Regions from separate parts of the Homo sapiens genome. Here region 2 is linked to region 1. Evidence: chromatin contacts called from ENCODE Hi-C or POLR2A ChIA-PET data. All regions are on one chromosome and are shown on one strand. Each heading gives the region's core, a stretch centred on a gene start or an enhancer-like site at or near the end of the contact. The rest is flanking DNA. Distances are from core to core; before and after follow the strand shown.

Region 1 (3,002 bases), core at 205-2,704:
CCAACAATATAGATAAATCCCACAGACATAATGCTGGGAGAAAGACATTAAACACTTAAAAAGTACACACTGTCTAATTCCAGTTAAGCAGAGTTCAAACTCCACATAGTGGCTACCCTTGGAGGGATAATGGCCGGAAGGGGGCACAGTGGAGTCCAGGTATTAGTAATATTCTGTTTCGTGATCTGGGTGCAAGTTACACATGTGCCTTCAATCTGTGAAAATGAATCAAAATGTACACTTACCATATGTGTATAAGTTATACTCCAAAAAAAGTTTTTAAAAGGAAAAGATAAAGTGGTAGCATGTCACAGAGCAGCCTCCACTTAACTGAGGCTCTGAAAGTGGCATATGTCCACTATTTAGGCCAGTTCCTTAACCTCTCTGAGACACATCTTCCATCTGTAAATGAGGATAACTCTTATACTCACAGGCTCCTTTTGAGAGTTATGTGAGTTACTGCTTGTATTTAGCCTGGTGCACAGAGGATGGTGGTTCAAACCACTGATGTCCTGCTATCCAGTCTCTGCCCAGTGCCACCTCTGTGCAACTCAGGAAGGAACGATCAGTTCTGACATGATCAGAGATGACTACCTTTCTATAATCTGGCAGAGCAGAGCGTTGTCTGCCCGACCCCCTGCTGCACTCCCTTTATCTCCTCCTTCCCCAACCAAAGCCCTTCAGCCCCGCCCAGCAGGTCCCAACAGTCTCCTCAGCCATGTGCCTTCTGACTAAATCCACATCTTCCACCATAATAGCCATCTTCAACCAATATCTTGTCTACTGTTTTCACTGTATTATCACAGATGTCACCACTTCCTACCACTCACCACTGTTCCTGGGCCCCTGATACTGACAGTCACCCCAGCCCAGAGAATGAGAGGTCCAGGGCAATCCCCGAGAAGTGGGTGTGAGCCAGAGTGTGATGTGTCCTGTAAGACTTCAGAATGGTTTTAAGATGAACATCCCGGCAGCACATTCATAAGAAAAAAAGAAACTGTTGGGGCTTCACATGGGGGAAATTCCACCTTCTTTATCTTGGTGTCCCAGAAGGGGCATAACGAGGTGAGACAATTATGCCCCTTTCCTCTCTTAGGGATCAGCTGAGGGCCTACTAAAATTTCAGATTCATTTTGGGCTAATTTTTAATACATGAATTCATTCTAAAATTCACTGGGGGGTTCTTGCATAAATGTGTAAGATTTTAAAGGGAGAGGAGGCATGGATGGCCAGAGGAGAAAAAAAGTCCAATATTCAAATGAAGCCAAAAGTTGAAATTACACACATGCTGATCAACAGGTAGTATGCATTTTGAAAACTTCGCTGAACATCCTGGCTGCCTAAGCAGTTTTTGTTGCCCCAAAACTGAGGAGCTCTACTTGGTATTAAGACCAAAGAAAACAATTTTCTTGTGAGAGTCCCCATGAAGGGGACAATGTGTGATAGGGTAGACGTAACCTCAAAAATATCCTCACTCCACGTTCCTGTCCCTGGGAGGGGCACACTGAATACTTACGAATACTTAGGAATGAAGTGCTCTTGTATCCAAAACCTGCTTTCAGATGGTTGGGCAAAAGGGAACAGAAACAGAGAGGGAAGGAGAGGGAGGGAGAAGGAAAGCTGGGGAGAAGGAAAGGAAAGCCGCGGGGAGAAGGAAAGGAAAGCCAGGGGGAGAAGGAAAGGAAAGCCGCGGGGAGAAGGAAAGGAAAGCCGGGGGGAGAAGGAAAGGAAAGCCGGGGGGAGAAGGAAAGGAAAGCCGCGGGGAGAAGGAAAGGAAAGCCGGCGGGATGAAGGAATATGAAATGCCGGGGGGAGAAGGAAAGGTAAAGCCGCGGGGAGTAAGGAAAGGAAAGTCCGGGGTAGTAAGGAAAGGTAAAGCCGGGGGGATGAATGGAAAGGTAATGCTCGGCGGGAGAATGGAAAGGAAAGCCGGGGGGAGAAGGAAAGGAAAGCCGGCGGGAGAAGGAAAGGAAAGCCGCGGGGAGAAGGAAAGGAAAGCCGCGGGGAGAAGGAAAGGAAAGCCAGGGGGAGAAGGAAAGGAAAGCCAGGGGGAGAAGGAAAGGAAAGCCGGCGGGAGAAGGAAAGGAAAGCCAGGGGGAGAAGGAAAGGAAAGCCGGGGGGAGAAGGAAAGGAAAGCCAGGGGGAGAAGGAAAGGAAAGCCGCGGGGAGAAGGAAAGGAAAGCCGCGGGGAGAAGGAAAGGAAAGCCGCGGGGAGAAGGAAAGGAAAGCCGGCGGGAGAAGGAAAGCCAGGGAGAAGTGGTGACATGGAAGTGGTAACCTTAAACATTAGTGAAACTGGCCAGGAGCAGTGGCTCACGCCTGTAATCCCAACAGTTTGGGAGGCCGAGGCAGGCGGATTATGAGGTTAGGAGATCGAGACCATTCTGGGTAACACAGTGAAACCCCGCCTCTAGTAAAAACACAAAAAATTAGCCGGGCGTGGTGGCGCGCACCTGTAATCCCAGCTACTCAGCAGGCTGAGGCAGGAGAATCGCTTGAACCCGGGAGGCGGAGGTTGCAGTGAGCAGAGATCGCGCCACTGCACTCCAGCCTGGGCGACAGAGCAAGACTCTGCCTCAAAAAAAAAAATTAGTAAAATTAGGTGAGGGGTGTAAGGGTGTTTACCGTATTGATCGACTTTAACTGAAAAAAAAAGGTTTAATTCAGTAGGAAAAAGAAAAAAATGATATATTCGTACCCCCGAAACACAGTGAGTCCCAGGGACTTGGAAGGGTCCTATCAACTGGGTCCATTGCCCACTGTGGTCTCTCCAGTCTCTGTTCCATCAATGGACTCTGAGTCTTAGTCTTTGAGTTAAATACCATGTGTCTTTGCAATAAGCAGACAACACTGTCAGTTACGAAAAGGACTAAAGTATAGCAATGAGTGAAATGTGATACTGGAAGCTATGGGACAGGGAACAAGGAAAGGAAATAAACTCTCCCTTTTATGACCTCCAAGTGAAATGATGGTATCAATACCTTGCAAAGGTATTGCAGAAT
Region 2 (3,069 bases), core at 305-2,804, 7.9 Mb after region 1:
CAGGGATCTCAGAGCCCCCTTTGTTCTTTTAATTTTTATTCTAATAAAACCTCCTACATAACATAGGTCTACAAAGACTCTTGGGGAATATATTTCCCTCCCAAACATATTCATTTGAGACACAATTATCAAAACATTTGTTCAGGCCAGGCGCAGTGGGTTCCACCTGTAATCCCAGCAGTTTGGGAGGCCAAGGCAGGCAGATCACTTGAGGTCAGGAGTTTGAGACCAGCCTGGCCAACACGGTGAAACCCCGTCTCTACTAAAAACACAAAAACTATCTGGACATGGTGTCGCATGCCTATAATCCCAGCTACTCGGAAGCTGAAGCCAGAGAATCTCTTAAACCTGGGCAGTGGAGGTTGTAGTGAGCCAAGATTGTGCCACTGCACTCCAGCCTGGGCAACAGAGCAAGACTCAGTCTCAAAAAAAAAAAATTGTTCAGCACACGAACTTTAGACACATTTTATCTGACACCACAAGTCATTCCAAGAGATGAATATACACAGTATCCCTCTGAAAGCTACTTGTCTTCCAGATGTAAAGACATCTGTCTCCATCATTGGAGACAGAATGCTAGTGTTTTGAAATAACCTGTGCTTAGGATGTTGGAGCACAGAAATGCTGCACTTAATTTTGGTACCCACCTCTAGTGCAGGGATTAGTTAGCAACTTTTTCTACAGGTCAGCCAGTAAATATTTTAGGTGTTGCAGGCCATATGGTTTCTGTTGCAACTACTCAACTCTGCCTGTGTATCACAAAAGCAGCCATAGATAATCTGTAAACAAATGAGTGTGACTGTGTTCCAATAAAACTTTATTTACAAAAACAGTGGGCTGGATTTGGCCTGTGGCTATAGTTTATTTCTGCTCTAGAGGACTCTCCTCACTATAATAAAAAAAGTTCTTCCCAGGTTATCACTGTGAAGATATCATTAAGTGGGACACTGTCAAGAGGCTGGTTGACGTTTCACTAGTTCTTCCTGGTTTATACACATCCAAGAAATCTCATTATTTCCATTAACACAAAGATACCAAGAAAGGACATGAATGTTTTTTAAGATCATTTTATCTCAGTACATCAGAATGGCCCAAATCCTTCCAGAATCCTCTCATGTACACTGGGATTGTCTGCTCCACTTGACAGCAGATGGGGTGCAGGTCCTGGAAATGCTTACCTAGTTTCTCCTTTCTCTGTAGTTAGTACTGTATCTGCTGTTGTAAACAAAGCTTTTCAGCCCTTGAGCATGTTAAGATGTAACCTGAAACCAGGTTTGCAAGTTTATTTGTGAAGTAATTTGAAGGAATAGGAAGAATTTGAAGGAATAGGAAAAACAGAGACTTTGAAGTCAGAGCAACCAAGCATCAAATATAGGCTCCTTCCCTTTCTTGCTATGTAACTTTGGGCAGTTTGCATAACCTCTCTGAGCCTTAATTTCCTTATCCACTAAGTGGTAATAATAATTACTTCTACCTCATGGCATTGTCAGCAGTCACTGCCATTTTCTAAGTTCTAACCACAGGTCAGGCACTGTGATGAGTGTTCATTCATTTAACATCCAAAACAGACCACAGCTAGTTTATAGATGAGGAAGTGAAGATGAGATCACATGCTGGTATTCTCTTCCCCTTTTCACCAGAATGGGTCCCTCATAGAGGTATCTGCAACCAACTCAAGGGAGCCACTGGACAGGGATAAAAAAAGGCCATTTGACTCATGTTATTGAAGGAGTGGAATGTTCTTTGCTCTTTTGTCTCTCTGAGCTGGATAAAGGGAGGAACAAGTTCCCTGGGAGTTGATGTACAAAGCTGCCCAGAGTTGACTCTAGCTGAGGATGTGTTTGGGACTGCATGAGGCCATCTCTGAGAGGCTAACAGCAGCTGCTCTGACATTCTCTCTGATCTAGGCCTTTTTTTTTTTTTTTTTTTTGGTGCCTATTATAGCTCATGATTGGTTTTACAATATAATTCCCCAGCCTGTGTAACATTCATCATTCCAGATTCAGCTCTGAACACTTTTTAAAAAATATATATCAACTGCATGATATGTGTCAATGACCCCTGAATATGAGATATTCTATCCTTGAAAGGAAAGACTTGGAGGAGCCTTCTCTCCTGGCATCCCTGGACTGCGTAAGGCTGTTTAGTCACCATCACCATTGCCTCTTTTTTTTTTTTTTTTTGTGAGAAGGAGTTTTGCACTTGGTGCCCAGGCTGGAGTGCGGTGGCGCAAACTCTGCCTCCCAGGTTCGAGCAATTCTTCTGCCTCAGCCTCCCAAGTAGCTGGGATTACAGGCATGCACCACCACGCCCGGCTAATTTTGTATTTTTAGTAGAGACAGGTTTTCACCATGTTGGCCAGGCTGGTCTCGAACTCCTGAACTCAGGTGATCTGCCTGTCTCGTTCTCCAAAAGTGCTGGGATTATAGGCGTGAGCCACCATGCCCAACCACCATGGCCTCTTTCTAGACACCGTTCTGACCACCACTCTCTCCTGCCCGCAGACGTCCAGTAGGTGGCTGGCAGAGTAAAGGCCAAGCTTCCCAGTTTCATTCACAAGGCCCTTCATAATTTGGCCCTAACATCTTTTCAACTTTGTCTCATACTACTGCCCAGCATGACTCCATAAGACAAGTTAGGCTGCCTTACACACTCCCACAGAACAGAATAGCAATTTCTGGTCCTTTCACATATTGACATCCTTGGCTAGAAACTTCTCCAGTCCTTAATGGTTTCCTGGAACATACACACTCCTCAACATGCACACACACACACACACACACACTCCACACACATGCACACACATAGATTTAAGAACATACACACAAATAAATTTAAATATATATAAGCAATAACTAATTTATGTTTGGTCTCATTTTCAACAAATACTCCAAGGCCGGCCATGGTAGCTCATGCCTGTAATCCTAGCACTTTGGGAGGCTGAAGCAGGCGGGTGGCTTGAGGTCAGGAGTTCGAGACCAGTCTGGCCAACATGATGAAACCCCATCTCTACTAAAAACACAAAAATTAGCCGGGCGTGGTGGCGGGCACCTGTAGTCCCAGCTACTT

What was found. A loop is a pair of places that touch in the nucleus more often than their neighbours do. ChIA-PET counts read pairs that join two places held with the same protein, here RNA polymerase II (POLR2A). Pooled maps may share reads with other maps.
Region 2: a loop to region 1 is called in a pooled map, with 4 times the contacts of the local background. The contact joins two enhancer-like sites. A Hi-C loop is called at or near these places in 1 of 37 single-sample maps with no recorded cell type and 2 of 50 pooled maps. POLR2A ChIA-PET finds 5 or more read pairs at or near these places in 1 of 52 experiments (activated naive CD4-positive, alpha-beta T cell).

What each region holds. Positions count from the first base shown.
Region 1 is chr10:59,880,382-59,883,383 of GRCh38, forward strand. All of the region lies in intron 1 of CCDC6 (coiled-coil domain containing 6), which reads right to left. Among named protein-coding and RNA genes, the nearest start is that of CCDC6, 25 kb to the right of the region's middle. RefSeq lists enhancers at 653-702, 933-1,082. Within about 2 kb of position 1,455, at least 2 of the 41 ENCODE cell types and tissues checked have a DNase peak (open chromatin) inside an H3K27ac peak, as active enhancers do.
Region 2 is chr10:67,771,542-67,774,610 of GRCh38, forward strand. No RefSeq gene overlaps it. Among named protein-coding and RNA genes, the nearest start is that of TRS-TGA1-1, 8.6 kb to the left of the region's middle. Within about 2 kb of position 1,555, at least 3 of the 41 ENCODE cell types and tissues checked have a DNase peak (open chromatin) inside an H3K27ac peak, as active enhancers do.